6 separate regions of the Mus musculus genome follow, and regions 2, 3, 4, 5 and 6 are each linked to region 1. A link is a loop called in an ENCODE intact Hi-C map of the cell type or tissue named here. Cell type or tissue: heart. All regions are shown on one strand. Region 1 overlaps Trim2 (tripartite motif-containing 2). Region 2 has its middle 54 kb from the start of Trim2. Region 3 holds the start of Trim2 (tripartite motif-containing 2). Region 4 holds the start of Gm40078 (a long non-coding RNA gene). Region 5 overlaps Arfip1 (ADP-ribosylation factor interacting protein 1). Region 6 has its middle 43 kb from the start of Trim2.

The links. Hi-C counts contacts between places; a loop is a spot of excess contacts. Peaks named below come from ENCODE experiments on the same cell type or tissue, not always from the same donor. Only the 100,000 strongest peaks of a DNase experiment are listed, where the experiment ranks them.
Region 2: it touches region 1 in a loop (7-fold over the local background); 41 of 42 quality-filtered maps call a loop at or near these places.
Region 3: it touches region 1 in a loop (6-fold over the local background); 5 of 42 quality-filtered maps call a loop at or near these places.
Region 4: a loop joins it to region 1, with 2.0 times the contacts of the local background. A loop is called at or near these places in 12 of 42 quality-filtered maps.
Region 5: it touches region 1 in a loop (4-fold over the local background); 22 of 42 quality-filtered maps call a loop at or near these places.
Region 6: a loop joins it to region 1, with 5 times the contacts of the local background. A loop is called at or near these places in 41 of 42 quality-filtered maps.

What each region holds. Positions count from the first base shown.
Region 1 is chr3:84,172,495-84,177,494 of GRCm38, forward strand. Trim2 (tripartite motif-containing 2) reads right to left here. Exons shown (of 12, transcript NM_001271727.1): 9 at 271-439. It also overlaps the pseudogene Gm6525. Among named protein-coding and RNA genes, the nearest start is that of Mnd1, 19 kb to the left of the region's middle. In heart, no CTCF peak of the experiment used is centred here; a DNase peak (open chromatin) is centred at 2,937; H3K4me3 peaks cover 344 bases.
Region 2 is chr3:84,311,198-84,316,197 of GRCm38, forward strand. No RefSeq gene overlaps it. Among named protein-coding and RNA genes, the nearest start is that of Trim2, 54 kb to the left of the region's middle. In heart, CTCF peaks have their summits at 2,023 (motif pointing left) and 3,519 (motif pointing right); DNase peaks (open chromatin) are centred at 2,034 and 3,584; H3K4me3 peaks cover 265 bases; H3K27ac peaks cover 494 bases.
Region 3 is chr3:84,257,727-84,262,726 of GRCm38, forward strand. It overlaps Trim2 (tripartite motif-containing 2), which reads right to left and starts at 2,053. Exons shown (of 12, transcript NM_001271727.1): 1 at 1,599-2,053. It overlaps Gm40078 (a long non-coding RNA gene), which reads left to right. Exons shown (of 3, transcript XR_867391.3): 3 at 1-498. In heart, a CTCF peak has its summit at 2,160; DNase peaks (open chromatin) are centred at 1,735 and 1,915; H3K4me3 peaks cover 1,935 bases; H3K27ac peaks cover 807 bases; H3K27me3 peaks cover 2,192 bases.
Region 4 is chr3:84,226,080-84,231,079 of GRCm38, forward strand. The region is part of intron 1 of Trim2 (tripartite motif-containing 2); the gene reads right to left. Gm40078 (a long non-coding RNA gene) reads left to right here and starts at 2,871. Exons shown (of 3, transcript XR_867391.3): 1 at 2,871-3,222; 2 at 3,749-3,892. n-TGgcc9 (a tRNA gene) reads right to left here and starts at 3,002; the gene lies at 2,932-3,002. In heart, a CTCF peak has its summit at 2,275; DNase peaks (open chromatin) are centred at 2,292, 2,642 and 3,132; H3K4me3 peaks cover 1,560 bases; H3K27ac peaks cover 920 bases.
Region 5 is chr3:84,540,748-84,545,747 of GRCm38, forward strand. All of the region lies in intron 2 of Arfip1 (ADP-ribosylation factor interacting protein 1), which reads right to left. Among named protein-coding and RNA genes, the nearest start is that of Gm35410, 39 kb to the right of the region's middle. In heart, a CTCF peak has its summit at 1,914 (motif pointing left); no DNase peak of the experiment used is centred here.
Region 6 is chr3:84,299,940-84,304,939 of GRCm38, forward strand. It overlaps a transcript of Trim2 not described here. Among named protein-coding and RNA genes, the nearest start is that of Trim2, 43 kb to the left of the region's middle. In heart, CTCF peaks have their summits at 2,553, 2,756 and 4,524 (motif pointing left); a DNase peak (open chromatin) is centred at 4,642; H3K4me3 peaks cover 937 bases; H3K27me3 peaks cover 2,960 bases.

The DNA of each region.
Region 1 (5,000 bases):
GCCGCACTTTCAACTGAACCTTCTCAGGACAACTGAGAAGTGTCTTCATTGCTTGCTTCATTGCCGCTTCTGCTCTGGCTCCACCCCCAGCACGCCTACTGCTCTGGCTCCACCCCTGGCACGCCCCCTGCTCTGGCCCCACCCCTCGTACGCCCCCTAAAGATGGCACGCACACTGGGGGACTGGGCACCTTCAACATGCTCAGACATCATGCAAATGTGAGCAGAAGAAGCACAAAGAAGGGAGTTCACATATTACCATCGAGTGTACCTGCAAACTGCCTGTCCCCGTTTCCTCGGCTACCAAACCTGGTGACTATTTTCCCGTTGGGCTGGAAGATAAACACACAGCACGCCTTGTTGTCCACCACAATAATGTGCCCATTGCGGTCCACAGAAACTCCTTTGGGCCCCATCAGTTTTCCTGATCCAATTTTTGTCTGTTAGAAGCAAGTACAGAAATATACATCAAAGTTCAAAGCATTCCAGAAACCAACCTGAAGCTAGTTAGTTGTCTTAGGAAAACATTGGCTGAAATGTTATCTCTGTCCCAGAAAAATGGCTCTACCATATTCAGCATCTGCTACAGACATTTATATAAAAGCTTTATTTTTAAGGCATTTGCCACCAAATTTGGACCACAGTGCCCTTCTAAACAGACACTTGATGAAAGAGTACAAGGTCTAGAGAGAGATCTTGCTCCTGCCTGTCACTTGCTTTGAGCACACCGGAAACTACATTTCATACTCAGCACTAAAATCCTGGGCAAACTGGAGTTCCGGGAAGAAACGCTAGACACCAGACTCTGTAGCCTAGGAAGTGGAGCGTCAGTGGTGGCAAAAGGAATGTTTACCTTTTATTTTATACTTTTCACGTATTTTTAAAGCCTATTTGTATGAGCTTTTAAATTAAAAACTAATCCCCACTAATTACGTTTCATACATTCTGCTATGAAGCCCTCTCCTACCATATTAGCACTGGCAGATAGAAATCTGTGAGCTACAGATATACATTTTAATTTTTTAGAGTTATTTATATTACTTTATGTGCATGAGTATTTTGCCTATGTGTATGTCTGGGTATCATGTGTGTGCTTGGTGAACTTAGAGGTCGGAAGAAGACATCGAATCCCCTGGAACTGGAATTACAGATGGTTGTGAGCTACAAACGTGGGTGCTGGCTTCTCTACAAAATCAACAAAAGCTTCATCCACTGGACAATCTCTCCAACCTCCCACATATGTACTCTTCATTTCCTAATGCAGATGGAGTTTCTCCAAGTAGAACTTCTTGTGTGACTCTTTATTCTTTTAAGTCTACAAATGACGGAGATTCAGGTGTGATTGCCTTCAAGCAGAGAGACACAATTACATAGAAAGGGAAACATCTTGTCTTAGGCCAGGGAATCTCTTGTGCAAGTTTGATTCTGATGCTGCAATGAAGCCCACGGATCAAAGAGGCTCTAACATAATGGCATGTAAGGAAATCGCTAACCTCTTTCAAGTCTAAAAGGAAGGTATCACGAGAGATCAAAAGGAGAGCTGGCGCTCCGCTCATTAACCGCCTAATACACTACTACTTAACGTTACAAACATCAGTAGTTACTCAGAATGACTCAACCATATGATACCAAGTGGATAATTATCTAGAATGAAAACAGAAGCCAAAGGATTATCTTAGTTCTACTACAGGATGCCCGGATGCCGGCTAGGGCAGATCTACAAGCACAACTTAAAGCTGAAAAACAATGTTGCTTTCTCCCTCCACTATTGTGTCCACTTCAGAAGCACTGAATTCTACAAAGTGAAATAAGAAGCCACACATTTGGCCTCACCGTGTTACCCCCACTATCTTAGACTAGTAAGAAACATATTTCAGATATGTTGGAGACAGTTAAACAAGAGCATTTAACTCAACAAACAGCTTTCATGCTGAAGAGGGAAACGTTGAGACATTTTAGAATAGTAGCCATAAAGGTCGCCATGTTTGTGTTTCATATGTATATGGTTTTTTTTTTTAATTTTAATGTTTTTCTGATTACAAAAGGTTCCCAGCTGGTCTGGAAGATATAAGCCATGAGGGAAGATGAAAGGGAAGACATAAAAGGAGGCAGGGGAGGATGACTACTCGACTACACACCAGATGTCTATAAAAAACGGTAGTAAAGATGCTACACATCTGAGATGGTCAGGAGCAAGTATAAAGACCATGTTGGATCTCCTATAAACTTCCATTGCTGCTCTAGCATCTCTCTTTCCAAGCTGATAGTGCTCCTGCGAACATGGTGAACGTGCCTAAGACCCGCCAGACATTCTGCAAGAAATGTGGGAAGCACCAATCCCACAAGGTGACACAGTATAAGAAGGGCAAGGACTCTTTGTATGCCCAGGGAAAGCGGCGCTATGACAGGAAACAGAGTGGCTATGGTGGGCAGACTAAGCCTATTTTCCGCAAAAAGGCTAAAACTACAAAGAAAATTGTGCTGAGACTAGAGAGCGTAGAGCCCAACTGCAGATCTAAGAGGATGCTGGCTAGGAAGAGATGCGAGCATTTTGAATTGGGAGGCGACAAGAAGAGAAAGGGCCAAGTGATCCAGTTCTAAGCCGATTTTGTTATGAAGACAATAAAATCTTGACCATTCAACCCCTTTGATTACAATTGTTCTTTTGGGAGGGAATAAATTAAAAGCTTTCAGAAATTATATATATATATAAAAAAAGACCATGTTGGGGTAAAAGAGAAGTCAGCTGCACTGTTGCGTTCACTGTCTCATTAAAAGAGCAAAGCAGCAATCTTCTGATACTCAATTGTAGCCTGCACACCTGGGTGAACTTTTTACAGTACTCGAGTGCTCTCATATGCTCTTTTTACCTTAATGGGGTCTAACCAACATCTATCCTAACGAGGTTCTTGCTGCAACAGGCAATATCCTTCTCCATCCTCTGGGGGGCAGGAGTGCTCCAAGGTCTTTGCACTCCACAGTGTCTACAGCACTTGTGACCAACAGAGCCCAACTTTAGGATTTCAGTTCTTCCAAGTATTTATTATGTGTATGGAACTATCAAGTCATGAGTGTAAAATATGTCATTCAGGGAGCCATTCTCTCTCTCAGCTAGCAAACTCTTGCTCAATATGCAAAAGCTGCTTGCTGTTGTATTTGCTCCCAAAGGTACAGATGGCTAATTTTTTTTTTTTTTTTTTTTTTTTGGCCAAAGTCTAAGACAAGCATAAGCAGGTTGTCTCCAAACTAGAGTTCTTCTAGAGGACAGCAAACAGTTTTTCTCCGTGTTCCTACCAGAGTTGTCACGGTTGGGTGTTGGAAGATACAGAACATGAGAGCTTCCTGTACCTGTGGCCGTTATATGGAGCTGTCAGGTTCTAGCGGAACAAAAAGATGCACTATCACACTGTTAAAGGAGACAGCCCTTTATTTTCTTAGATTGAAAAGGTACTGCCTCACATAAAGCAAGGGCTCTAATCTGAGAGTAAAAAAAAAAAAAAATGTAAAACCCATCTCATCTCATAAATGCCATCTTGTAAATACCATGAGGTAACCATGACAACCTAAAGCCTTCCAGTGCCTTCGATCAATGAGAAAGGTTCCAGAATGAATTAGGAAAACACACCCCAAACCCTCAGAGAAGGAAGTAATGTGGTGGCAACTAAACACCTTCATTCAGCCATGAAGCCCAAGTCTCAGCTGCTCACACAAACTTTATGTTATGCAAATGATCACAAGAGGCATGGAGAAAAACATTTCTTAGATGAGGCCCATGTAAAAATTCAGAAATAAATTTCATTTAATTTGTACTCAAATCCTGTGAGATAGATGTTTTTAAACACCGAATTTTAAATACTCAGAGAAATGATGGGATTTTCCCAAAGACCAAAAGTTAGTAAAGCCCAGAAGTAGGATTCCAGGAGTCGATCTGAGTTAACATTCATGTTGTCGAATAAATCAGAAGCCTTCGGTAGGCTGGGCGAAGAACAGCATGATCATAGTGCATGTGGTCTTCCAAAAGACCTTTGACCCAGTCAGTGCCTCATAGGCCTGTGAGTAACGGTGACTCTTTGGTAAGACCTGACAGGAGAATCCCCTGGGCTCCTCTCGTCCCTGATAACTTGGGAAGAAGCAGAAGCTGTCACGGTTGGATCTTGAATCTACACAAAGTCCCGGATGCCAAAGGCCTAGTCCTCACTGCCACTGGGAGGCCGTAGGGTCCCGCGGAAGAAAGGGAGGTCACAGGGGCACAGCCCTAAAGGAGGCTGTGGGACTCTCTTCACTTCCTGCTTGCTCTGCTTTCCTAAGCCATGGGCTCAGTGGTTCCCTCTACCCTGTGCTTCCCTTTGCCACAGAACCAAAGCACAAGGGCCAAGTGGCTGTGGACTGAAGCCTTCAACGTTGTCTCCTGACAGAATCCCGGAGTATAGGTGAACTGGCTTTGTCCCTATCTAACCGGCCTCCATTTTCTTTTCCTTCTTAGTTCTATGTGACATTCATTAATGTTGCCTTTCCAAGTTATAGCAAATAATTTACAACCAATTTAAAAGCTCTTGTGCCTCAGGCCTTTCCCTCAGTATGCCTGTGTATGCTTTAAATGTAGGAAATGTGCACTATAATGCTGTTTCTCCCAGGCTTTCCACCCCATCACAGGCTGAGCAAGTAACAAAACCTTGTGACAGTCTGCAAATTAACTTGGGAATAACAAATTGCCTCTTTATAACCCTTTGCAAGAGTTTTTTTTTTTTTTTTTTTTTTTTTTTTTTTTTTTTTTACTCAAATTAAGGCAATCAATATCGTTTCCTGATAAGCGAGATTTTTGAAGCAAACAAGCTTTATGAAATAAATGACACTTATATATGCATGTATGTGCATGCATGTATGTGTATATGTATATACATGTATGTGTGCATATGCATAGGTATGTTTACACATGTATATGTACCTATATGTGTCCATATGTGTATGAGAGAGAGAACAAGTTTATAAAATTATCACAGT
Region 2 (5,000 bases), 140 kb after region 1:
CCTGGTGTAATTGTGAAAGCTCATTGCATTCCTTATTATGCACTTTTTACTTACTATTCTATGAGGAGGGGCATACTCTGTTCTTCCTCATTCTGACTTTATTATATCTTTCTGCCAAAACAAATAAGCCATCTCCTTACACTTTCTTCCTAAAATTATTTGAATCAAGTCAGGAATTCTATAAAGTCATTAACTCATCTAAACAGCATGAATTTATGAAAGTTCATCTTTGTGTTGATCTGCAGGAAATTTGCCCAATCAGATAGGCTGATGCCCAGGAATCGTTGGGCTATGTAATAGTGTCAGGAAAGACATATCAGCAGCAAGAAGCAACCCTGGGACGAAGTCTCTGGGGCTGTGCCTCTCCAGAGTGTCTGCATCACAGCCATGCAAAATGGTGGGCCACCTCAAGGAAACTTACTTGCCATATCTTTCCTAGATGGCTTCTGCCAGTTAGTCATTTCCAGTGTTCAAGGGAATGCAGACAGACAGACAGACAGGCAGACAGATGGACAAGAAGGTTAAGTCAAATGTGAGTTCTGAGTTGAGCTGCAGTTCTCAGTGTGAATTCACGGGGCATCTATCTATCTTGTCTATGAGGAGGAATATAGAAGCAAATCATAATATTCTCCACAAAAGACAACAAGATCCTTGGACCACTGGCTAAATCCCAGCGTAAGATGAGGCTGGACCATTCTATTACACCAAATATGTGTGAGCTACCAAAGACTACCAAAGTTACATCCAAAGGATCCAGAAACCATCTCCAGAGGCTCCACTAACCAAACAAGGAACAGAGCATTAAAATACAGAGTGCCTGTCAGCAACTGCAGCCCCTCAGAGTGTCACAGTCCCATGGGTCATCTTCTGAGGGTGACCTGGAGGTATCTGCCAACTATTGCCTGTAACTAGTCTTGCCAAATTTTGTGTGCAATGAAAATGGTTATGAATTCCACTTTAGAACTTCATGTGGGACCTGCTGGGAATGGCCACAGTACCTGTGCCCCAGGAAGAGCAAATGGTGGGGTGGGACTCACCAGTCTGCTTTATCATGGTACACGGAGCTGCAGTGGGAGGTCTCACGCCCAGGCTCCCTGGGATGGCTGACCATCTTTCCCACAGGTGGGCTTTCTAAAGTGGCATTGTCTGGGTTACAGGATTTCTCACAAGCAGCCCCAGGCACCACCTCTAAGGACACAAAGCAGAATCTATATCTCTACGGGACACAGGTGTAGGTTTCATCCACCATCACCTTCACGTGCTCTACTGTTTAGAGCAGCCGTGTGCAGGCAGATTCAGTGACTGGCAAAAGCCCAACACAACAGGGAGTGTCTGTACTCCCAACCCCCACAGGAATGAATCCATTTTCTTGAAAACTACATAGTAAGAGCAAGAATCTTCTGACTCATACCACTGCGAAGTCATATCCTATGTGAGAGGTGACATTTTGTATAATTATTCTACTGATGATGGAAAATAAAGGACGAGAGCCCACAGGATCCCAGGAAGACAAGCAACTTTACCATTTTTTGCATATCAACTGGAAATTCTTTTAAAGATTTGTTTATTTTATGTATATGAGTACACTGTAGCTGTCTTCAGACACACCAGAAGAGGGCATCAGATCCCATTACAGATGGTTTGAGCCACCATGTGGTTGCTGGGAATTGAGCTCGGGACCTCTGGAAGAGCAGTCAGTGTTCTTAACCCCTGAGCCATCACACCAGCCCTCAAGTGAAATTTTAACGGAGTGAGTTTTTTAAATGTTAAAGTCAGTACTTTTTTCCCTCTATTGCTGGGAATTGACCCCAGGGCCTCGCACATGCTAGATGAATGAACCATTACCAAGATATATCCTCAAACACCAAATGGCGAAATTCAGATATCACCGTTCTGAAGACCTCCCGGGAATAAATAATGAATCTAGCCTTCCAGCATCAACAGTTGATGGCTTCAGAGACAATTAGCTTGATGTGCTACGAGTGGAAGGATATGGCGCCATCTAGTGTCCTGTATAGGGATCAAGCATGCATCTGTTCCAACCCCTGAGGTGCAGGAAATGATGAAATACGGAGGAAGACCAAGACACTAAGAAACTGACCAGTGACCCCTGTGGGTCACTGAGTTGTTCTCTGGGTTCTTTAAGGAATTTCTAAGACCTTCTTGGGCAACTTGGAGAGACCCTGTCTCAGAATAAAAAGTGACAGAGGGATCGGAGATATACCGGGGTGGTACAGTACTTTCCTAACATGTGTGTGGCCCTGGGTCCAAATCACAGTTTTAAAACAAAACAAAACAAAACAAAACAAAACAAAACAAAACAAAACACAGAAAGGGCAGGGCTGGAAAGGAACCAACTGGAAAGATACAGTGTGAAGTTACACGAAATGGAGTGGTACAAGCTGAACTATAGATAAGGCTTGCACATGCGGGCGACAAAATGATCGAGAAACAAGGAAGTGGCCTGCAGTCTGCGTCAGGAGAGACCCCTGCCAGAGGAAAGTGGCAGCTTGAAGACGACCCTGGCAGGAGAGGGGTCTCTAGCTCTTTACTAGTGATGTTGCTCGGCGCACTTGCTGTGTGATTACTCGCAGCATCCTACATTGGGGGATTTCTAGGTTGTCTCTTACAGTGAACCAGACTCTGCGACCTCATTTGCTTCCCGCCACTCTTATCCACTTCTAGAGTCCAGCCAAGAACTTAGCATGGTGACTGTTGGGTCTGGTGACCTGCGAGCTGAAAAGGTCACCAATAAACCTGAGGAGAGCAGACACCTACCAGGTCCTTACTAAGTGTCCAACACTTAACATGGAGCCTCGCTCCTGAGGCGTTCCCTCTGGGAAGACTGTGAGAGACACACTTCATCTTTGACCAGGAGCTGTTAGGGCTGTGAAGGAGATTGCCTGGGGTGTTTTGTAACATGTGTGAATACCTAAAACAGCAGTATGGCTTGGCATTTACAGCAAGTGCTTACCCTATAGAGATTCAAAAGAGCCAGCTGTCTTTATGGAAAGGTCTCCCTCTTCCCCTCCTTTTCACCCTCCCCTCCCTTTCCCCTCCCCCTCCCCTCCCCCCCCCCCCCATTTGTTGAGACAGTATTTCTCTCTATAGTCCTAGCTGTCTTGGAATCCACTCTGTAGACCAGTCTGGCCTCAAACTCAGAGATCAGCCTGTCTCTGCCTCCTGAGTGCTACAAATAAAGCATGCCAGATAAGGGCTTTACATCCAACACACACACACACACACACACACACACACACACACACACACACACACACACACACGGGGTTGGGGGGTGGACTATAATATAAAGCTATAACTTCTTAGGAAACACTATTAAGTAATAGACTCCCTGACCCAAAGTTCCAAATCAAGTCATTTTTCTTAACATAAAAGTTTGTTCTCTGCGTTCAGAGAACATCAAACTTCCTTCTGTGTTCTCTGCCAAGAATATTTAAATATAAGGCCCTTTAGGAAATCTGACATGTACTGAATCTGAGATTAGTGCATTGTCCACAAGAGGGCACTAGTTCTCCAGGATGCTCAAAAAAATCATCTGGCCACAGTGTAGCAGCCAAGAACAAAAGCAGCTAACTCAGCGGTCCAAACTGAGCAGAGAGAAGTATAGTCACAAAACTCAAAAGAAACTTAACATTCAAGCGCTGCCTCCCCTATCTTCATGATCCGGCTGCAGCCTGCCACAGACGTGCTCAGTCAACCCCAGCGTGTGCATGCCTGCATGCAAGTGAGCTGAATATAAAATGAAGTCAGATACTTGAAAGCATATGGTTACTTGTTTCAAAGATACTGTATGCCTGGCATGGGGATTCCACCCTGATGTCTGAAGACTCAGCACTCCAATCTGCATGAATTTCTTCCCAGAATGGCAGGCAGAGGGCCAGCTTGAGCCTGACACAAATCCTGTTTGATGGAGATTCCACCCTAGCTTGTCCCGGCACGGGGCCCGGCTTCCTTTTTTAAAGTTTATTTTTGTTTACCAATGAAGACACACCTCATCCACTCAAGTAGCCCCACCCAAGTTTAATCAGATGGCTTTCACGGTCCATCTTTTAAGAAACAGCAAACACCCAGTAATGCAAAGACAGCAAGATCTCCCAAGAGGAGCACTCTCATGCCAGGAAACTCAAGCCTCTTGTTTACTTACTGGGTTTGAAGATTCTGCTATCAACAGTGTCTTAGTTCTGTGTTTCTTTCTTGCAGCAAGCAGTAGTACTCCAGTCTCCCCAGAGGCAGCTTAGGTGGGGCTAAGTGCCACCCCCCCCCCCAGCCCCCACACACTCCTTGTACCAAAGCAGAAGACAGCAGCTTTGGTCAGCAGAGATAATGCATTATAGCACATGATAAAGACCCAGAAACAGACAAATAATCAGGTCACCCAGTTTGCCAAAGCTTTGCTGCTGGGCTGCTGGGTTTCTTAGGGCTGCTCTCACTGTATTACACATTTAATTCGGCATGCCTGTCCAGAGGATATTTTTAGATGCAATTACCTAAAGAGCTTTCGAGTTCTGGAGTATTATCTGCATGGGTATCTCTTGGCCTAAGGAACCTAAAGTATTAAATGAAGTGAGTCTCCTTTAAAGACACCAGGGCATTGGGAAAAGGCTACCTGCATATGGGTACGTGCTTTGGGCATCCTTTCTGATGAAGAGGTATCTCAGGCAAGCGTGGTTCTGCCTCCCCTCTCCCAGCAGAGTCACCCCTTCCCAGGATTAGGAGGGAGACCCATGGAAGGGTGCCTACTGTACATCACTGTACACACGGGCTACCTGGCCGAGCAGGGCTGTCTTGGTTCCCTGTCTTTTAGACCATGAGTCTAGGCTGAGACACACAGACCCCAATACATCCCCCACACAGCAGAGTCATGCTGTTCCCCTGAGCACAGCTTTCAAGCACTTCAGTTACTTCTTGTTACAATATAGCTCCTGAATTTTCATCCTGGGCCCTTTATAGACCGGCAGGTTGTGGGATCTGAGGTGCTG
Region 3 (5,000 bases), 85 kb after region 1:
TATGAGAAGTTCTCTCTACCTGTATTTCAGTATAAAATAGAAACTACAATCTCACCAAATAATAATCCACACAAGCCACCAGTAACGGGATGATATAAGAATAATTAAAGGTATGGATGCCATGTTTGTTTTTTTTGACACAGTACAATTTATATACATGGAGAGTTTTCTAGGAAAATAAAGGTAAGGTTTGAGTAAACGTTCTCAGAAGATACTGACAGGGCACATTTTCACTGAAACAAACATTGATAATGACAGTTGATGGCCCCATGTATGCCGCAATCCAAAATGAGGTCATGGTAACTGAGTGAAATAGAATTCTGCAAATGAGGGAGGGAAGAAAGGGGAGACCGTATTTACCCAAGGGAGAAGGGAGGCAGGGCCTGCTTCTCTTTAATTGATCTTTAATCATTATATGAGCCTATGTTTGAACAGGACGGGAATGTAGTGCATATCATAAAAAGTCTATAAAATGCTTTCTGTCTTGGTTCAAGGCCGTGGTGGGCCAAGTGCTCTGAATCACTCCTGCTCTTCTGTTGCTTGGAGTTGAAGCGCCCATGCTGGCTCTGTTAAGGGTGAAATGGAGTGGAAATCTGAAACTGGAGGTCATATAAAATCCAGCACAGTAACTCCCGCCCCCAGGAAGGAATCTGGAAGTACTTGTTATGCTGTACTGAGCTTATAACTATATTTCAAGAATACAGATGTGAAGGTTAAGCTCCATCTTAGAAGGAAAAACAAACCAACCAACCCTGAGCGGGCGCGGGGGGGGGGGCGGGCATAGATATGCAAACTGTCACAAGAACAACCTCTCATGTATATCCTAGCGTGTAGCCTAATCTTTAGACTCTCAGAACTTCAAATGCTGTTAAATGTACTATCTAAAAAGCATTTGAGAGGTGGGGCCGTAACTTATCAGTTCAGCCGAGCATTAATTCCCCAGAACCTCAAAATAAATAAATACGTGTCCCGTTCCCCCTCCCCCCCACACACACACTAGAATTAAAAAGTATTTGAATCTAACGCTATCTGTGCCCTAATTCGATTAAGGAGTTGCAGAAAATAAGTCAGTTGCTCCCTGGAATCGATTAGATTACAAATGGGGAAATGTCTGGGGTTCGCGGAATGCTTTGCATCTGACAAGCATTTTTGGGACAAGCTTCCTCCCCACCCCCAATCCTTTACATCTTGACAGCAGCATGCAGATTTTTCAGCATCAATCAAAAAGCCCAGAAAGGCAACATCTCCACCTTTTAATAAACCAGACGTGCAGCGTGAGCTTGGCCAGAGGGTAAGCGTGAAAACTAATAGACAGGAATCTAGCTGAGTAGTTCCTTCAAAGAGAAAGAACATTTTTTTGTTTGTTTATTTTTGGAAGAAAAAGAAATGGGGTTGGGGGTGGGGGTGGGAAGAGGACACCTTTCCAAGCTTTAAGATTATAGAGTCGCTTTCTACTCCAGGGTCAAATGACTTTGCAAGCGTTCCTTGCAGGTCAGGGTCTGCAGAGGGTCCGTGAGATTCCGGGAACAGTGCTGGCGGGCTGACAGCTCCGAAAAACCGCCCGCGCCCCTCACGCCCCCACCCCCAGGGACACTTACCGCGACCCTCGCGGCTGCTGCTCGCACCCGGATCTCTGGCGGCCGCGGACCCCGGTATCCCGGCTCCCGCCGCACGCGGCCTCACGGTCACACGGCTCGCTCGCGGGACACGATCTGAGCGGCGGGCTCGGCAGAGAGGACGGACGCGAGGAGCGGAGCTGGCCTCGCGGGCCGCGCCGGGGCCTTCCCTCCGTGTCGTCTGTACCAAACAGCTCCTCTCTGGGTCACTTCCATTCTGTGCTCAGTCCCAGAGCGGCGAGACATCTGCTTTCCATAAGCCTCGCGCAGAGGCAAATCCTGGATTAGATGCCAGAGCCCACGGTACAGCTGATCCGCGCACAAAGAGCCGCGGACAAACACGCAAGTTGGTGCCCGGTTCCAGAACGATTCGGATGACTCAGGCGGCCGCAGCCGGGATGCGCCAATCCGCGGCTGGCTGGGTTTTCAGGTCTACTGCGGAAAACTCTCTCTCTCTCACACACACACACCCGCCCGCCCACCCCACGAAAGCACGCTCTGTCCCTGCAGGGGAAGTGACTTCAGCTGTACCGGGCTGAGCGAGCTCGACGCAGCCTGCCTCCACCGCCGGGCGTTCGGTATTGAAAGCACACACTGCTGACCGTGACAAGGGGAAAAGCTTTGCTTTAATTCCAATTCACGAGTCAGTTATGATACAGTCAGCGCTGAAAAGGATGAGGAAGTGCTGTCTTTGCAAATTGATTTTTCATTCTCCCAAACAGCTGGGCAAAATTGCTGTTTCTCCGCCCCCCCCCCCCCCCCCCCCGTCCCTTCCTCACTTTGGAGTGCCTTTGACAGCGTGAAGTCGCTACTTCCTCTCAAGTGCTCTACTGTGTTGGGCTGGTTATGCTAGGGAGACTTACCAGTTCCCAACCCTGAAAAATTACAGTCAAAGAAACATAGGGTGGGGTTGGGGAGAGCACAGATGGGGCTTTTCAATCAGTCTAGAATCCAAAGACAGCTCCCCACCTCCAACCCCCACCTGCCGCCACCTCCCGGACAAGCCTTTTAAATTTTGGGCTTCTGCAGGCTCTAGAACAAAGAGGCTGGGCACTAGCTGATCCTGAATGTGGCTTTAGGGGCAGAGCAGGAGCAATGAAGACAGATAGATGCTCTATGGTGGATGGCAAAGAAGTTAGGTCACCGTGCTTGTCGTCCTAGGTAAACTGGGACCTTGGCATCTGACTAGAAACTAAAGGGACCCTCTGAGAGATTTGGAGCTGGCAAGTGATGTAATAAGATTTCCACCGCAGAAAGATAATTTCACAAGGCTACTCCAACCTAGAAAGGGGGTGGAGGTGAGTTTGAAATGAAGGGGAAAGACTCCAAAGACAGCAAGAGAGAGACTAAAATAAAATGCCCATTACAGGGGTGGGGCAAAGGTATCCTACAGAGGTCATAGCCTCCTGTCTGCCTCCTGTGGCAGGACAAGTAGAAGAAAATGAGAGAGGACCCAGAGAAGCCAGGAGTTGGGTTCAGAACGAGGTCACAGAATACAAATCAGCCACACAGATTTCTAAAGTATTTGGGACCTTCTGGCTAAGCAAGACAGGTTGGGCAGGTGTGTGGTTAGACAGCGAAGGTAAATACAGAGTAGAGAAAAACGGTTTGTATTGGTGTGTTGCATCTGTCAAAACAAAGTACCTGGAAGTGAGGAGATTAAATAACAGAAATAAATTGCCTCACAGCCTGGGAGCCTGCAGCCAGTGTGATGGGAGGAGCTTACTCCAGGAAGGACCCCTGGTTCCTTGGCTAGCGGCATTGTAAGCACTTATTTTCCCTGGCTCGCCGTGACCAGATGTCCGCCTCTTTTTGTAAAACGCTAGCCATATTAGGTTAGGGGCCCACCATACTCCAGAATTACTGCACTTCACTAATTACATCTGTCCTCAGGTGTCAGTCAGTTTTCTATCACGATATCAAGATGCTTAAAATAATCATTTTAAAATGAGGAAAGGTTTCTCTTGGTTCTGTTTCAGAGACATGATGATGGGAACATGACAAAGGAAACTGATTCACCGATGGGTGGTCAGGGAACTAGGAGAGTGACATGTACAGACTGTGCTTCCAAAATTCCCTTCAAGGGCAGGGGCCTACAACCGAACTCTGTCCTACCAGGCCCAGCTTCTGAAGTCACACACTCCTGCACTTGACAGTAGTATTGCAGACTGGGGTGAGGCTAGGGGAACAAGCCTTCAACATTCGGACATTTTGAGAAGTCTAAGATCTAACGGCATTTTACTTCTATCTTGTAATGGGAAATCACCTTCTTCCCATAAAAATGTCCCATTCTGAGGTATGGGGGCAGGGCTTAAGGCTTCAACGTAGGAATTTGGGGAAAACAATCGAACTCATAAGATTCACCCACTGTGAGCAGAGTCACATCAGAGGACAGAGAGGAGAAAAGCCACTGTGGGCAAGCAGGCAGCGCCTTGGGTGCAAACGGTGAGAAAGAGGATCAGAAAATACAAGAGGGTTTTATTAAATTTCAGACACACACACACCAACTCGTCTGATCATGTCTTCTATTTAACGCTGCCTGGGAACTTTTATTATTTTTTCCCCTAAAGTGTTTCTATTCTATATGAATCTATCACATACCACGTAACACATGGGCAGAGGCTCAAAGTGCCAGCGGCTGCCATGAACACACACACAGCACAGGTTTGACAGCCTCCCCGTTTAATTCTACTTACTTAGTCCTGATGCCAAGTCTGAAGGACAACAGCTGCCCCTCTTCTTCTAGACTCCTCCCTCCCCATGCTACCCTTCTGTCTTAGTGCCAACGCCCCTTGGGCCCTTGCTGTGAGATAGATGCCACTGTAACCTTTGGATCATCTTCAATGCGATCCACAAAGCTTTGACACAGGTTAGAAAACAACAAACACATAGGAGGTAGAATGTAGTTCTGGTCTCTGTTTCTTTAAGGCTTTCCATGTTATCTCACGGAGCTGACGATAGAAGCCAGGGCCTTGTACACACTAGGCAGGTGCCCTACCATGAGGTGTAGCCCCAACTCTCCTCACACAGCTTTTCATTTGGAATTAGGGTGGGGAGGGGGGGCAGGAGTTGCTATATTGTCCAGTCTTGTCTCCAACCCACCCTGGCTCAAGCAATCCTCCTGCACCTCCCGCGTAGCTGGGTGGGACTCAGACATGTGCTACTGAGTTCCAGCTCTTCAATCTTACACCTTACTCCAAAACAATACATGTGGAATTCTTTATCCCAAAAGCCACCATCGGAGGGTTAGCTGGCCTCCTGGGGGACTCTCTAGTATTCAATTCATGTCCAGAAGGGTGAAATTCTTTTGGGAATCATTGAGGAAGCTTGTGAAGTGGGAAGGGATGTTCTGAGACCCCTGGCAGGGACTGGTATTACAAGGCC
Region 4 (5,000 bases), 54 kb after region 1:
CCCCCAAACCTTGCATTTCTGTCAGGAGTGACCTTTGAGTTCATGATACCTTTCCCACGGTGACTCATGTTGAGCAGACAACAAAAACTTGAGTCCAACATCCTACACAGAAAGGCGTTTCTGTTGGTCTGAACGATGGAACTGAGGCTGCTTTCTTTCATGGGTGCTTCTGAGCTGTCCGCTCTCATCACCCAGCATTAGCCTGGTAGCCAGCTCCTCTATAATTTGTGGATTTCATCATCTTATTTTCATAACTGAAAAGTGTGTCTTCCTACCTGAGTCTTTAGGGATCTTTCTATTTTCCTAAATTGGGGGCTTGTGGTTTGACTGTCTTAGCTATGCATCATCTCAGGATCCTGGAGTGTAATTTGTGGAAGCTAGGACACAGGTTCATTTAGATCACGTGAGTTTGCCCTTATACTATTTTTACTTACAACAGTCAGTCCCTGAGACTGCAGTGTCAAAGCCCCACAGAGAAAATAAACAAGAGAAATATACTCATTCATAGTGCCAGAGGCCAGACATCTGAAACCAAGGTGCTGACAAGGTCAGGTTCCCAGGGAAGCCATCAGAGGAGCGTCCTTCCAGTTCTGGTACCCATTCATGTCCTCCTGCTTATAGAGGCAACACTCCAGTCATGCTACACGTTCTTACATAACTACCGTATGTCTCTGTCTCCACATGGCATTTTCTCCATGCCTCTTTGTTCAGCGGAGAAACCAGTCACATCGCATTAGGAACTGCTCTGAGTACGGCCTCATCGTAAATGGTTTATGCATGCGAAGATTCCATTTCCAAATGAGGTATCAAGGGTTAGGGCCTCAATGCATTTTGAGGGGAGGGGACACAATTCGATCTGTAATATCTGCATTGGGTAAAGGGATAACATGGAGCAAAAGTTGACGAAGGCTAGTCTGAGTGTCACCTGAGTCTGTCTCCCCCCCCCCACACACACACATCCTTCCCTTACAATTCTAGAGTTTAAGTTCAACGGGAAGCGCTGTGTTTGCCTTGTTTGTGTTGAGCAGTGGTGGACATGTGAGTTTGTAACACAACTAAGAAGACAGGTGACTGGGCTGGAGAGATGGCTCAGCAGTTAAGAACACTGGCTACTCTTTCAGAGGTCCTGAGTTCCTTTCCCAAAAAACCCTAAAAAACTTTAGGGCTGGTGAGATGGCCCACTGGTTAAAAGCACTAGCTGTTCTTCCAGTGATGCTGAGTTCAATTCCCAGCACTTATCACAATCTGTAAAGGGGTCTGATGGTATGCAGGTGTACATGGAGACAGAAGAAAAAAAGAAGAAAAGAGACAGATGATTGGTGGGAAATGGGCTCTGAGTTTCTGTGCACCTTGGCTCTCTTTGCATACGGCAGAGTAAGCAAACATACAATTGATATCAAAGTGCTCTTTGGTTTTGTCATTGTTGGCTGTGTATAATTCTAAGCTGAATGTCTCCTTCCCACACTTGGAATGGGATCTCCTGGTATTAAGTGATAACTCTGGATCCCTGGCTATATCCTGGCTGGGCCACAGCTCCACGGGTAAAGGGCTTCCCTAGCAAGCATGAGGCCTGACTTTGGTCCCTCAAAAAACATGTTTAAAAAAACCCAAAAACACCAGTCATGACAGCTTGTATTTGTTATTCCACTGCTGAAGAAGTCAAGAGGGCCTGAGTTTTGCTGCCAGCCAGCCTAGCCTCCTTGGCTGGGTTTCAGGCCAACAAGAAGATTCTGTCTCAAAAAAACCAAGGTGGTGGCATCTGAAGGACAGCTGAGGTTGTCCTCTAGCTCGCACAGGCACGGGCACATGTGCGTTTGGAAACAAGTACGGAAGGTTTATCCTTGGCAACATTAACGTTAACATCAGAGGCTATCAAACTTCTCATTTTAAACGTCAAATTCGACGTAGTACAAGTCCCTGAAGCAGTGCAGGGTTGAAGCCTGAAGCCCTTTTTTTTTCTTTTTCCTTTCCTTTCCTTTCTTTTTTCTTTCCTTTCTTTTCTTTTTTCCTCTCCTTTCCTTTCCTTTTTCCCTCCCCTCCCCTCCCCTCCCCTCCCCTCCCCTCCCCTCCCCTCCCCTCCCCTCCTCTCCTTTCCTTTCCTTTCCTTCTCATTAGACATTTTCTTTATTTACATTTCAAATGTTATCCCCTTTCCTGGTTTCCCCTCCGAAAACCCCCTATCAAGCAAGGGCTCTAATGCTGGCCTGGTGGTCCTACCTAGCAACCACGTGGGGGCAACTGACCTCACCCAGAGGTGCAGCCAAGCCCAGAGTGCCCGCTGGAGGGGGTAGGTGGGTGACTGGGTGCATGGCTACTCGTGCCTGGCTGTGCGCCCTTCTTTCTCTTAAGGAAATTCTTTTCATGCGGTCCACACAATAAAGTACATTTACACCAGAGTGGAGATCTGGTCCGTGGAGATCAGAAAGAAGCTGGCACGCATTCCTCCGTACTAAGCAACCAATCCCTAAAAAAAACAAAACAAAACCCCAAAACACAAACAAAACAAAAAAACAAGAAAAAGCCCAAATCAAATCAAAACCAAACCAAACCAAACCAAACCAAACCAAACCAAAAACGCCATCAGAACAATCTCAGCTTGCAGCCGCCCCAGGAACTTCCTGGTTCTGCATAGCCACGCCTCCCGTTACTATGGTAATGGGTCCCTCCCCCCTCCCCTCCGAAAGCCAACCTTGCTTCAGCTAAAACGTGTAGGCAAGCGTTCTCCTCCTTGATACTGATGGCTTTGCTTATAGAATTTCTTCCTTTCCCTCCCTCGGTAGGTCTCGTTGGCTAACCTTATTCCTCACGGTATTAAAACCTTTTTGTTGTTGTTGTTTTGTTTGTTTGTATTTTTGTTTTTGTTCTGTAGTTTTGTTTCGTTTTGGTAGTTTCATTAAAAAAAGCTTTTCAGAAAAAAAAAAAATTTAGATGTGCATTGGCCGGGAATCGAACCCGGGCCTCCCGCGTGGCAGGCGAGAATTCTACCACTGAACCACCAATGCCACTTAGTTGCTGGTGCCTTTTTATAAAACTACTGGAAGTGGCAGTGATGGGCGTTCCCGGTTCTGATGACAGCATTCTAAATTATAAGTGACTGGATTGACATCCCACAACGCATGTGCTTTGTCAGCTGACGCCCTTTCCCAGTCTTCTAGGACTCAAGCTCGGCTGCCTCCTGCCCATCCGGGTTCCAGAGTCTCAGCGGATGCTCCCGATCTTAAGGTGCTTTTCTGCAGGAAACAGGCTTGAGTTTACTGAGCACCCAATAACTCAGAGCTTTAAGCCGAAGAGGGTGATAAAATAGGCACCTTGTCTAAGGGGAATTAATTGAGAACTGGGTCTTAGTCCTCACTACTTGCCTCTTCCAGTGTGTCGTTAGAGGACAGTATCTTTCTAAGCAGTCGATGGGGTTTCAGACCCATGGAGTCTTACTGTAAATGTTTGCATGTGACTCTGATTAAGGTATGGATCAGATTCTCTCTACAGCAGGTCCCCTAATTTGGGGGATGAGTTCCTAGGTTCCTATGGATGTCTGGAACTGGACTGTAGTAAACCCTAGATGTGTTACATATTCCCGTAAATCCATGCATACCTGTGATAACTTTTACTTTGGTGATACATTTTACTTAGAAATTAGGAGCGGTAGAAGTTGACAACTGATTAAAATAGAAAACAAAAACAATAGACTGTAATCAGGATATGTGCATGTGTTGTTCTTAAAATCACTTTCTACCCTTTTACTTAACAGGAAGCGCTTCACAGTTAGTTTCTCTCGTGTGTCTAAAATAACAGCGGTGCAACTTCTGCACTTCAGGACTTTATTAAGTTAAATGAAGTGTACTTGGACACAGGCACTGAGGCACCTACTTACCAAGAGGCTGACAACTAACAGGTGGGTACCCTCAACAACAGGAATACACTAAACAAAGGGACCATTCTGAGCAGGTCAGAGCAGACAGCATGACAGTTCATCATGCCTGTCAGAACGGCACGCAGCCGTACTCCTCTGAGCCTCCATTTTCCAATTAATATAATAAGAGGATGGCGACTAATCTTGGTTGACAACTTGAAATGCCTGGGAAGAGGGACCGACACTTGGGAAATGGTCCCCATCAGATTGGCCCACGAGCATGTCTGCTGGGCGTGGTTCATGACTGCTAGTTGATGCAAGAGAGCCCAGTTGACTGTGGGCAATGCCATCCCCAGGCTGATGGGTCTAGGCTGTCTAAGAAAGACAGCTGAGCAAGCTAGAGGGAGCAAAGCAAGATGCACATAAATAAGCGCATAAGCACATAAGCTAGTGTTATTATCGAAGCCCTTAGTAGATTTATGAGTTTATTCAGGAACCTGTACTTCTGGAGCTGGGTTTATATAAGACTCAATAAACTTTTGATTATTGGAGGTAAGACTAGATTAAAGCTGGGTATGTAGCAAGCACCTCTAATCCCGGCACTCAGGAGGCTGTGGCAGAGGGATCGAGAGTACCAGTGAGCAGAGTGAGCTCTACACCGGCCTGGCCTGGGATGTGTAGGGAGATCTTGTCAAACGACAGGGTAAACAACGACAACCCTAAGAATTACATGTAACTTCTTGTTCTCATTTTAATTTCACTGAAAGCAACATATGAGAGTGGACAGGCTCATACAGAAGAGGCCTCGCTGCATACTTGACAGGACCAGGCTGGCCTCAGCCTCCACGGCTCCTTCCCACATGCTCAGCTATCTCCTCCTGACCTTGGAGGCTCCTCACATAGATTCTCAGTGCCAGACCAGCCTCAAGAAGGGAGAGAGTTTCTGTTCCCACCGCTGTTTCCTTTTTCTTTTTTAGAGAAAGCCTGGCACCAGCATCTCTCTCTCTTCCAGCCAGCAGACTTCCTGGAAAGACTGGAGGAGACCAGTTTCCCTTTGGTCTTCTTCCAGAGTCAAAGCTATGCCTTTTGATGTCCACCATAGTTTTTGCACAGGGAGCCCTCAGGACTTGTTTCCATGCCCTCTTCTGAG
Region 5 (5,000 bases), 370 kb after region 1:
CTCACAATCCTTCTGCCTCCACAGTGTGAGGACTTAATGTGTGTGCCACCATGTTCAGCTCAGATACAACCTTCTAAAATGGGAATGTGGTTGAGACAGATAACCATTTTTATACCATTTTGTGGCTGCACTGCCTGTAAAATAAGCTAGTACTTTAACATGACTTTTTTTTACAGGGTCTACTTATCTTTCTAGTGTCATTTCTCATCATACACTTTAGGCCCACACCTCCAACACTCATATTCATTCATTCATTCATTCACATTCTCTCTCTCTTTCTCTCTCTCTGTCTCTCACTCACGTGCGCTCGCGCGAGTGCACACACACACACACACACTTTGGCAGGTGAACTGTAAATAATATGGTCTTTATACCTCCTTTAGATTCTTTACTGGTACTCTTTGAGGGGGACAGTCTTCATCCTTCTTCATCTGTCTAGCTCTTAGTTTGATCAGTAATTCCTCAGGCAATTATGTCCTCCACATACCAGCATGCTTTATTTGACCAAGTCTATCATTTTCCACATGTCATTTAAAAACAACAAAGACTGCTTATACACAAAAGCAAACAACAGCCCAAGCAGCACAAGTAAGGATAAAAATGTAGTCAATCTAAACGTGGAGTACCTCTCCCCTACCTCCAGGTTCTAGGCCAGCTCTCACAAAACAATGTGCTCATTCACAAAACATTTATGAAATGAAAGCCTCTATTACACACCAAACAGTTTTGCCAGGCATGAAAATAAGGAAATGAATGAAAATTCCTGCCCCTCACTGAAATTACAGCCATGTCACACAGGCTTCAGGAATAGCTTACACAATCCTAGGAGCTATGTCTGAGCTTCCAGGCTCCTCTGCCTGTCGTAAAATAAAGTAGTGAGAGACAAAGGTCTCTAACATGTTCCTACTCAAACAGTGCTTTGTAATTAAGTCCTAATGATCCTGGATTATAACTCCCTAAAGTTAATAGGAAGTTTTGATAGTTTGCTATATGTATGCAATTTCTAAGGAGTTCAGAGCTGGGAAACACCTAATCTATGTACTTTTGTTCTGGACATTCCACAGGAAAAGTTCCATTTCCACAATATCTAATGAAGTAATTTCCCTAACCTGACAATCACAGCTAAACTAACAAGAAGACACAACCATGTGTAACTTGTGCTTGCTTCTCTTTAACTCAAGCTACAACTTGCCAACATCTAGTTACTATTTAAGAAACGAGACAACAACATCCATCACATTTCATTTTGCTTTCTATTTCTGTTGTTTTGGGGACAGTCTCATGTTGTCCAGTCAGCCTTGAACTTACTGTGTAGCTGAGAATGACCCTGAGCCTCTGGCCTCTGGCCCATAAGCAAAGGACTGGCAGATTTATACCACTTTACCCAATTGCTCTTTAGTAATTGTTAATAGCATCCATTGTAAATCACATACAGCTCAAAACTAGAGAGTAACTTTATATCTGTGAAGATTAAACTTTAAAGAACAAAAATTGTTTTACTTAGAAAATAACAGCATCTTTGCTGAGGATGGTGGAGGCCCGTGATAGCAAGCTCCCTGCCTTGCTCATCTCTAGAGTTGCATATAGGAGCAAGGACTGCAGTGCTGGTGCAGTTCTAGTCTAAGCATGTTCATTATAATCTCTACAGAGATGTGAATGCAGAGGATGGCCTCTCAGAACAAAACACAATCTGTACATAAAACCAGAGACACTGAAACTTATAGAGGAGAAAGTAGGGAAAAGCCTCGAAGATATGGGTACAGGGGAAAAATTCCTGAATAGAACAGCAATGGCTTGTGCTGTAAGATCGAGAATTGATAAATGGGACCTCATAAAACTGAGAAACCAAAATACCAACTTCAACAGGTGTTACAGTTTCATTGCTTGTGCCACAGTGACACCAGCTGGCCAACCAAATCATTGCAACCCAGTAATATATCATGTTCACGTGAGACTTTATAATTTTATAGTGACTGTACTGGCTGGTTTTATGTGTCAACTTGACACAAGCTAGAGTTATCATAGAGAAAGGAGCCTCAGTTGAGAAAAAGTCTGTATGAGATCCAGCTGTAAGGCATTTTCCCTTAGTGATTGGGGATTGGGGAGAGGGTCCAGTCCACTGTGAGTGGTGTTATCTATCCCTGGGTCCTGGGTTCTACAAGAAGGCAGGATGAGCAAGCCAGGGGAAGCAAGCCAGTAAGCAGCACCCCTCCATGGCCTCTGCATCAGCTCCTGCCTCCAAGTTCCTGCCCTGTGTGAGTTCCTGTCCTGACCTCCTTTGGTGATGAACAGCAATGTGGAAGTGTAAGCTGAATAAAGCCTTTCCTCCCCAACTTGCTCGCAGCAATAGAAACCCTGACAAAGACAGTGACTGTTATGCAAAGGCAAGAAAAAAGTACAAGATTCTAAATGAACAGCCATGAAGGAAGAAGTATGCATGTATCTATGAAATCTGTTCAGGAATCCTGCCCCCATGAGACTGCTTTGCTGTTCTATAAACATCTATAGTCTAACACCAGGCAATGCATTTGACTCTTTCTTTCTAAAATTTCACTTTTATTAAAATATTTGGGGTTAAACACAATTTCCCGTCATTAACTAGGAAAACGAAATGAGAAGGCAACTAACATTTAGGTTAGCATAGGCCTGATAGATCTTAAGTATAAATACACTGTAAACCGTCAAAAGATGGTTTGAAATATTGTGTCCACTCTTGAGAAAGGCACCCAACTAAAGTTAATTTTCACTAAAAGGTATCAAATGTCTAAGAGACCCCGACGCGCTGACTACCCTGACTGGGTAGGAGCTCCAGCGAGCATCACGGTGCTGGGCTTCTGCATGGGAGGAGGGCGGACGCTCTGGCGGAGGATAGTACTGCATCTTCAGGAATATTCAGGAGGAATATTCAGGAGGATAGTACTGCATCTTCAGGAATAGTGCCACTGATTTTAAAACTACATGCTCAATGTGGAGAGGGCTCCGAGACAACCATCTTTTTCCTTTCTTTGCCTTCTAAGATGAAGTGAAATAACATTGGAGGACAATACCCAAAAGGAGAATTTGATACTAATGAAGAATAAATGTGCAGATAAGCAAGTTACTTAACTAGCTTTGACTGCATAAGCAAAGCACTTTCTATAAGTGATACTCACAAGCAAGACTCTGAAGACCCATTAAAGGATTTAATGTACAAAGTAACCCTGAGGAAATACACTGGAGCAATGTGCTGCCAGATATCCAGGTTGGAATTGGTAGTTTTGCCCAATTTCATTATTAGAGTGAGATAGCGTGGTGTTGTTTTAAGGAGATACCAAGAAATAAAGCAGAGTTCAAATCCAAAACCATGTATAAATAACCTAGTTTAATAAAATAGCAAAAGCTCTTAGTGAAAGAAAAGTACCCCATTTATTTAAAATTTTACAGACAGGGTTTCTCTGTGTAGCCCTGGCTGTCCTGGAACTCACTTTGTAGACCAGGCTGGCCTCGAACTCAGAAATCCGCCTGCCTCTGCCTCCCGAGTTCTGGGATTAAAGACGTGCACCACCACGCCTGGCTACAATACTTTTAATATATATTGTACTTTAAGAGCATAAAGTCTCACAGAAAATCAGATGTATTAATATATTGAAGTTAGTTCTGCCTCCCACAGCCATGCTCCCAGAAATAAGACTCAGACTCAAAATATATTTACAAATACCTTGGCCATAAAGCTAGGCTCTTCTCTGAGTAGATCATAACTAAAGATAAGCCATTTATTTTAACCTACATTCTGCCACATGGCTGGTTCCCTGAGATCAGGTCCCATGCATCAGACCCATCACATGAAGATGGCCCATCTCCCGCCTGGCTCTCCCCCAGAGAAATGGATAATATCATGCTACCTCTATAAGAACAGCTAAGGAGGAATTATACATCAACTGTGAGGAACTATCTGAGATGCTGAAAGCTAGAGCTCTCCATCACCGCTAGTGGAAACTGTCAACATCTGTGTACTTATGACCTGCACACTTCACTTCTGTCCCTCGCAGTTGACAAACATCTGTACAGGTGTGGGAAGGCAATTGTATTCATAATGGACAAGGACTAGACACATCCTAACTGTCCACCGGCCAAAAACAGATTACAAACAGAAAACTATAATACAAGTCAAAGAACAAGCAACAGTGCAAGTGAGTCTCGGATTTAGTCAAAGTGAGTTCACAACACCCAAACTGTACAATCCCACTGACAATCAAAGGGACAGTAAAAAGCAGTCCAGTGGCTATACATGCTCGCATATCTTGTACTTGGGGACTGAGGTCACAAGTTTGAGGACAGCCTAGGCTACATAAGAAGACCCTGCCTCAAAACAACAAACCAACTAACCAACCAAATACATACATACATAATCAATCAATCAATCAATCAATCAATCAATCAAGGCAGGTTTACACTGGTGGCATCCTACCTCACCCCGCCCCCGGAAAGGGGGAAGCATATTGCTTAGCAACAGGCAATGAGTGAATGGTCTGAGTTCCTGGAAATGTACTGAGTCCTTAGTCAGTGGTGTTCACACTGGAGCTTTCCCTGTGTGTAAGCCAGACTCTAATAACAAGAAGTTTTAAGAAAGAGAATAGGCTGTGGTGATCTTTCCAACACTAAACCTAATTTCAATTTTTTATTTTACTTTTTGCACTGAGTTTGTTGAGCACACTCCACCACTGAGATAATGCCTAACATCCTTTGAATATAGTGCATTTTCAGTGAACACAGGTCTTCTACTTTCATTAGCTATTTTTGTTGTTTGTTTCTGTTGAGACAGAATCTTAATCTGTAGGCCATGCTGGCCTATAACTTTCTATGTAAATAAGGTAGCATAGAACTTGCAGCAATCCTTCTGGATCTGCTCCCAAGCGCTGGGATGATTCACCTTCAGATAGGCTTTAAGGATATCAATTCTCTTGCAGTAGGTATTTTTTTCATTGCTGTATCTCCAGTGCCTTGTGTAGTACACAGCAGCT
Region 6 (5,000 bases), 130 kb after region 1:
AGGCATTTTTTTTTTTTTTTTTGGATAAGACCTCAAAAATACTCATGGAATCGAAGGTAAAAACAGACCAAATGAGTTTATATCAAACTAAAAACCTCTGCATCATTGTAGACATTCATGGTGTGGTGACCCCAACTGCAGAAGAGAAGAGAATATACAGATTCTTCATCTGAACTGAGTTAACGTCCAGAATATATAATGAAACTAACACCTCAATATCAAGAAACAGAGAATCTGATTTTAAAATAGAGCAAAATATTTTTGAACAGATAAGTCATTTCTAAGAAGTGGAGTCACATTTCAGGAGACCAAGTGTATAAAAGCCAGCACAAAGATGATGCCAAAAAGCGAGATTCAGACAGGGCAGTGTCCAGAATTGTACAAGATACAATTCACACTGGATTTATGAACAGAGATGAACCATAGCACCAGCAAGAGAAGAGGGTCCTGGGACCCTGAGGTGGGAGGAAAGAGACTATTACACTAAGCTAGACAAAGTGGCTGAATATAGCTGGCTTCCTTTAAAAACTATCAGCATGATAACACTGGTTAAAAAAAAACTTCTAGGAATTGTATAAAATACTTAGTTGACTATTTTCATGACTTTGCTTTTTCTTACAGGCTTTAGAATGTGTGGTCGAATCGCTTGGCAGACAAAACGGTAGTTATAACCAAGATGGCTGGTCAGATAAAGCTGGGCTACTGCGACACAGAAATGGCCAAGGAATAATAAAAAGGTGCTTAATAGCATTGATCATTAGAGAATTCAAATCAAAACCACAAGAAGATATCAACTAACCTTGGCTCAAATGTCTGTGACAAAGAGCCAAGAAGCCACACTCTGATGGGCTGAGGAGAGACTGGAATCTCTGCACATGGTTGCTGGGAATGTAAATGACTGTAGCTATGTTGGAAAACAGTACAGCATTCCTCAAAAATCTGAAAACAAGACGTGTATGATCTAAAAGTTCAACCCTGGGTAGATAGCCAACGGAAAGAAAATCAAGTAAAAAGACACCAGTACCCCATGTTTTGTACAAAATGGAATCAACCTAATTGTGCACTGACAGATGAATGGATGAAGAAAATTGTTACCTGGATAATGGGATATGCTTTGGGTATAACAAGAATAAAATCCTGTCATTCATAACAGGTTGGACCTGGAAGACCCTCAGGAAATAGGCTGAGCACAAAAAGAAAACTCTGCATGACCTCACTCACGCAGAACCTGAGACCTGACGTCCCAGAAGGAGAAAGCAGACTTTGGTCCTCAAAGACTGCGAGAGAAGAGGGGAAAGAAAACAGGGTAAGATTTGTCACTGGCAAAAAATATGTAGATGGGAGAAATAAATCCTGGTGCTCCCACAGGATGACTACAGTTAACAAGATGTATTGCATTTTAAAATGACTAGAAGAGAGGATTTCAAATGGTCCTGTCACAAAAAAATTACTAAAGCTTGAAATTATAATATGCTAATTAGCACAGCTTGATAGTTACAGAAGATAAATATGTATAAAACATTACATTATACCCCATAAATATGTATGGTTAATATATGTCAAATCAAACGGAACAGAAACAATACAGAGCCAAGTCAAAATACAAGAGCCTCGGCCCAAGGACAAGGGAGGGAGAACGCAAACAAGAGTCTTCTAGCTATCTTGAATTATTTCGCCACCCAACAAAGATGTTTCAACCTGTAAAGAGCGGGCAGCATTGTATGCTTCTTGACTAATAGAGACACAATACTTTCAATTGCTTCTGTGGCTTAGAGAAGGAAAACGTAAGATACACGTGAACTGAGACTAGATCTTATGTCGCTGACAGTACTGTTTACATACACCAGACAACCCTTGTTTCTTACCCCTTCCCATGTGCCCATTTTCCAGCCCAGGAGACGGACAGTGTCTTTCTCTTCATTTCCCAGTGCCCATGGACCATTTCCACCTCCACAGGAGGCTGCCAGGGAACTCTGTGGGGTTGAATTCAGGGAGGAGACAGAGGTGGTCAGTTTGTGAAGATCAACCTCTTTTGATTCACAGCCAGAAAAGCCTCTAGGAAACTAGAGATTGTTTCTTCATTTCAGTAATCCAGAGCTCTCAGGTCAGAAAACTATGGGCCTCCACAGAGAAAGAGGCCGGCATTTGCCAGAGCAGGCTTTATTTCTCCTTTCATAGAAATAAAGAAAGGAAGGGGAAGAGGAGGGAACGAAGCAAGCAAGCATAAACTTCAAGGATGGAAGATAGAGGTCCTGGGACAAGTGGTAGCCCACCCAACACCACCCCATGTGCCCCATGCACTGTCCTGTTCTGGGGAGACAAGGTCTGGTGAGGCTGCCCAATCTGGACTGTAAGACAGACCTGGCAGGGGCATATTGTTTGGCAAGCACGATGCACTTTTAGTTATTTTAATTAGTTGCCAATCTGTAAAGATCTAGTGGTTTCACGTTAACAAAAGCTAGACTCCTGGTTCCCTCCAGCAGAGCTGGCTAGCCTGAATGTAAGCTTCTACTGCCCTCCCCAGTTAACCCTATTAGACCATGGTTTCACTCAGCACTTGCGCCCCCTGCCTGCCCCTGCAGCGACAGACCTGGGCATCTAAGGCATGGGCAGGTGTCTGTCCATCTATTTTCTTACCCAGAGAGCTCTCACCAGGCCAGATGAGTTAAAATCTGAGCCTGGGAAATGACCTGGCCTCTGTAGAAGAGGCTGAAAGGTCCAAGGTCTGGAGCCAGGGCTGGAAGGGGCTAAGGTGAAAGTGGTTAACAACTTATTTTCTTCTAGATGCTCTGTGGCAGTGAATGGCACCATTTTATAGTCCCTTTGTTGGAGCCAATCAGGGTCTGATTTACCTATCTCCCTAGCTCTACCCCCATTTGGCAGTAACTAACTTACTTCTCTTTCCCTAGAACAGCTTTGATGTCTTGGCTCTTCACTGTTTGGACTGACCCATTCTCAACGCCCTACACTTTACCCACATTTTCCATTCCAGATCAGGGAACACTGGGAATAGCACCCTTTTTTTTTTTTTTATCTCACCATTAAATTTAATAGAAAGGCTTGATTTGGCTTCTACGTCATTCTTCATACCTCAGAGCCACATTGGTTGCTTTTCACGGCACATTCACTTAGTCACAATCTGATTTTAATTAACAAAGAACTGAGAAACCACACCATGGGGTGAAGATCGAGATTTAGTGAAAATTCAAGCACCAAATACCAAGCCTCACTTTGGGACCAGGACCATAATCCCATATGTAAAATTAAAGGATCTATATAGTCCATAATATGTATCCATAATGGATTTAGTTTCCTACCTATAGACTAATTTATAATCAGTTGAGTTTCTAAGCTACGTTTGGATGAGGCTTTTCTGAGTGTTAAAGTGCCCGCCACCCCTTTCTGCTTGCTTTCTCCTCCTGTCTGGCTTGCTCTTATTAAATCAACCCTCAAAGGTCAGGCTGACAAAAGCCACTCAGCCAGGAAATAGAATCGGAAGAACAGCCCAAACCTTGGCGTGTCTCTTACGCAGGTCTGGAGATCACTTTGCTGTGACCTGGCTGTGCCTGAGAAGACACAGACCTGAAAGTTCCAGCACTTGTTCATAGCTGGCTTCGCCAACTGGCACTAGTCTTGATCTGTAGAACCTTTTAGAGAAGGCCATGTCTTCTATGTCCCACACCCCGGGACGCTGCATACTGGACACGAGAAATCACAGGCGAACAAAAGCAAGCCTTGCACAGAGACCTCAGGAGACTGGGACAGACAAAACCACAGGCTTCTGGGCCAATGGGGACACCCCAGTATCTGAACAAGGCATTTGGGGGGGAGGGGCACTGGTCTGTGTTGAGCATTTCTTGGAACCCTTTAGGGAAAGCCAAATTCCTCAAGAGATACCTAGACCTCAGAGAAGACTTGCATTTTTTTGCCAGATGTGTAAAGTTCAAAATCTCCAAAATTAAATAAAATACTAAATTGTACAATAAGGTTTCCACTAGCAAGCAATGGCAACATCAAACAAAACCCACGGCACCTTTTCACAAGATTCGTAATTTGAGGAGAAGGAGGGAATTGGGGTCTTTTCTTTTGTCTCTAGTCTCCAAATATATGCTTGCCCTGGAAGAACAAGCACCGTGTGCAGGAAAGGAAGAAATCAGCGTGAAGCCTGGCAGAGAGGCTTGAAGTCTCAGAACTCTGAAATCCCCCTGGGATCCAGACCCAGGGGCAGTGAGCCTGTTGCCCAGCGAGGTGGCTTCAGGGAGGACCGCGACAATCCCTATGCAGTGCACAAAGATCCCCACGGACAGGAGGGCATAAGCTATTTCTCATTGCTGTGAGACAACCCTAAAGGCTCATCGCCTTTCCCAAGTGGCTGGACAGGACTGTGCACCTCGGCTTCCTAGGCCCAGGGTTCTTTTGTGTTGGGTTCGAACACAGGAGCAGTCCTCCTGCGATGCGCTTAAGTCCCTCCCGCAGCTGCCAGGGCTGAAGCTTGCTCGCGCCACCTCCAGGCTAGGCTTGGTGACTTGGGTCCCCTTACCTCACTCCCGCAGCCTGATCCCTCACCCATCGCTCTCTAAAGCTTCCAGTAGAGAAGCCGGAAACATTCCAAGCCTGTCGCCTGCCCTGGGCGAGGTGGCAGATACTCACGTTTCAAGTGTTTGCCAAAGTGCCCGAACTCTGGTCACCAACCAGAACCACGAGGAAGATCTAAGTGGCTGTTTTGCAGGCAGCGAGAAAGATCAAGCAGATGGCCAGCAGGCAGCCCCGTATTTTACTCGAGCTCCCCCAAAATGCTTCTCGGTGCCGCCAACGCAGCTGCCAGGTTTAATAACTGTGTCAGACAGCCCGCCCCTCCCCTCACGGGGGCGCCGCAGATGACAGGCGGGAGACCCAGTCGGCGCCTTGTGCTACAGTCTCCCAGCCTTGGCCACAGTAAAGATTGCACGGGGGACACATGACACCATGGTTCAAATGCCAAAGAATCGTCAAAAAACCTC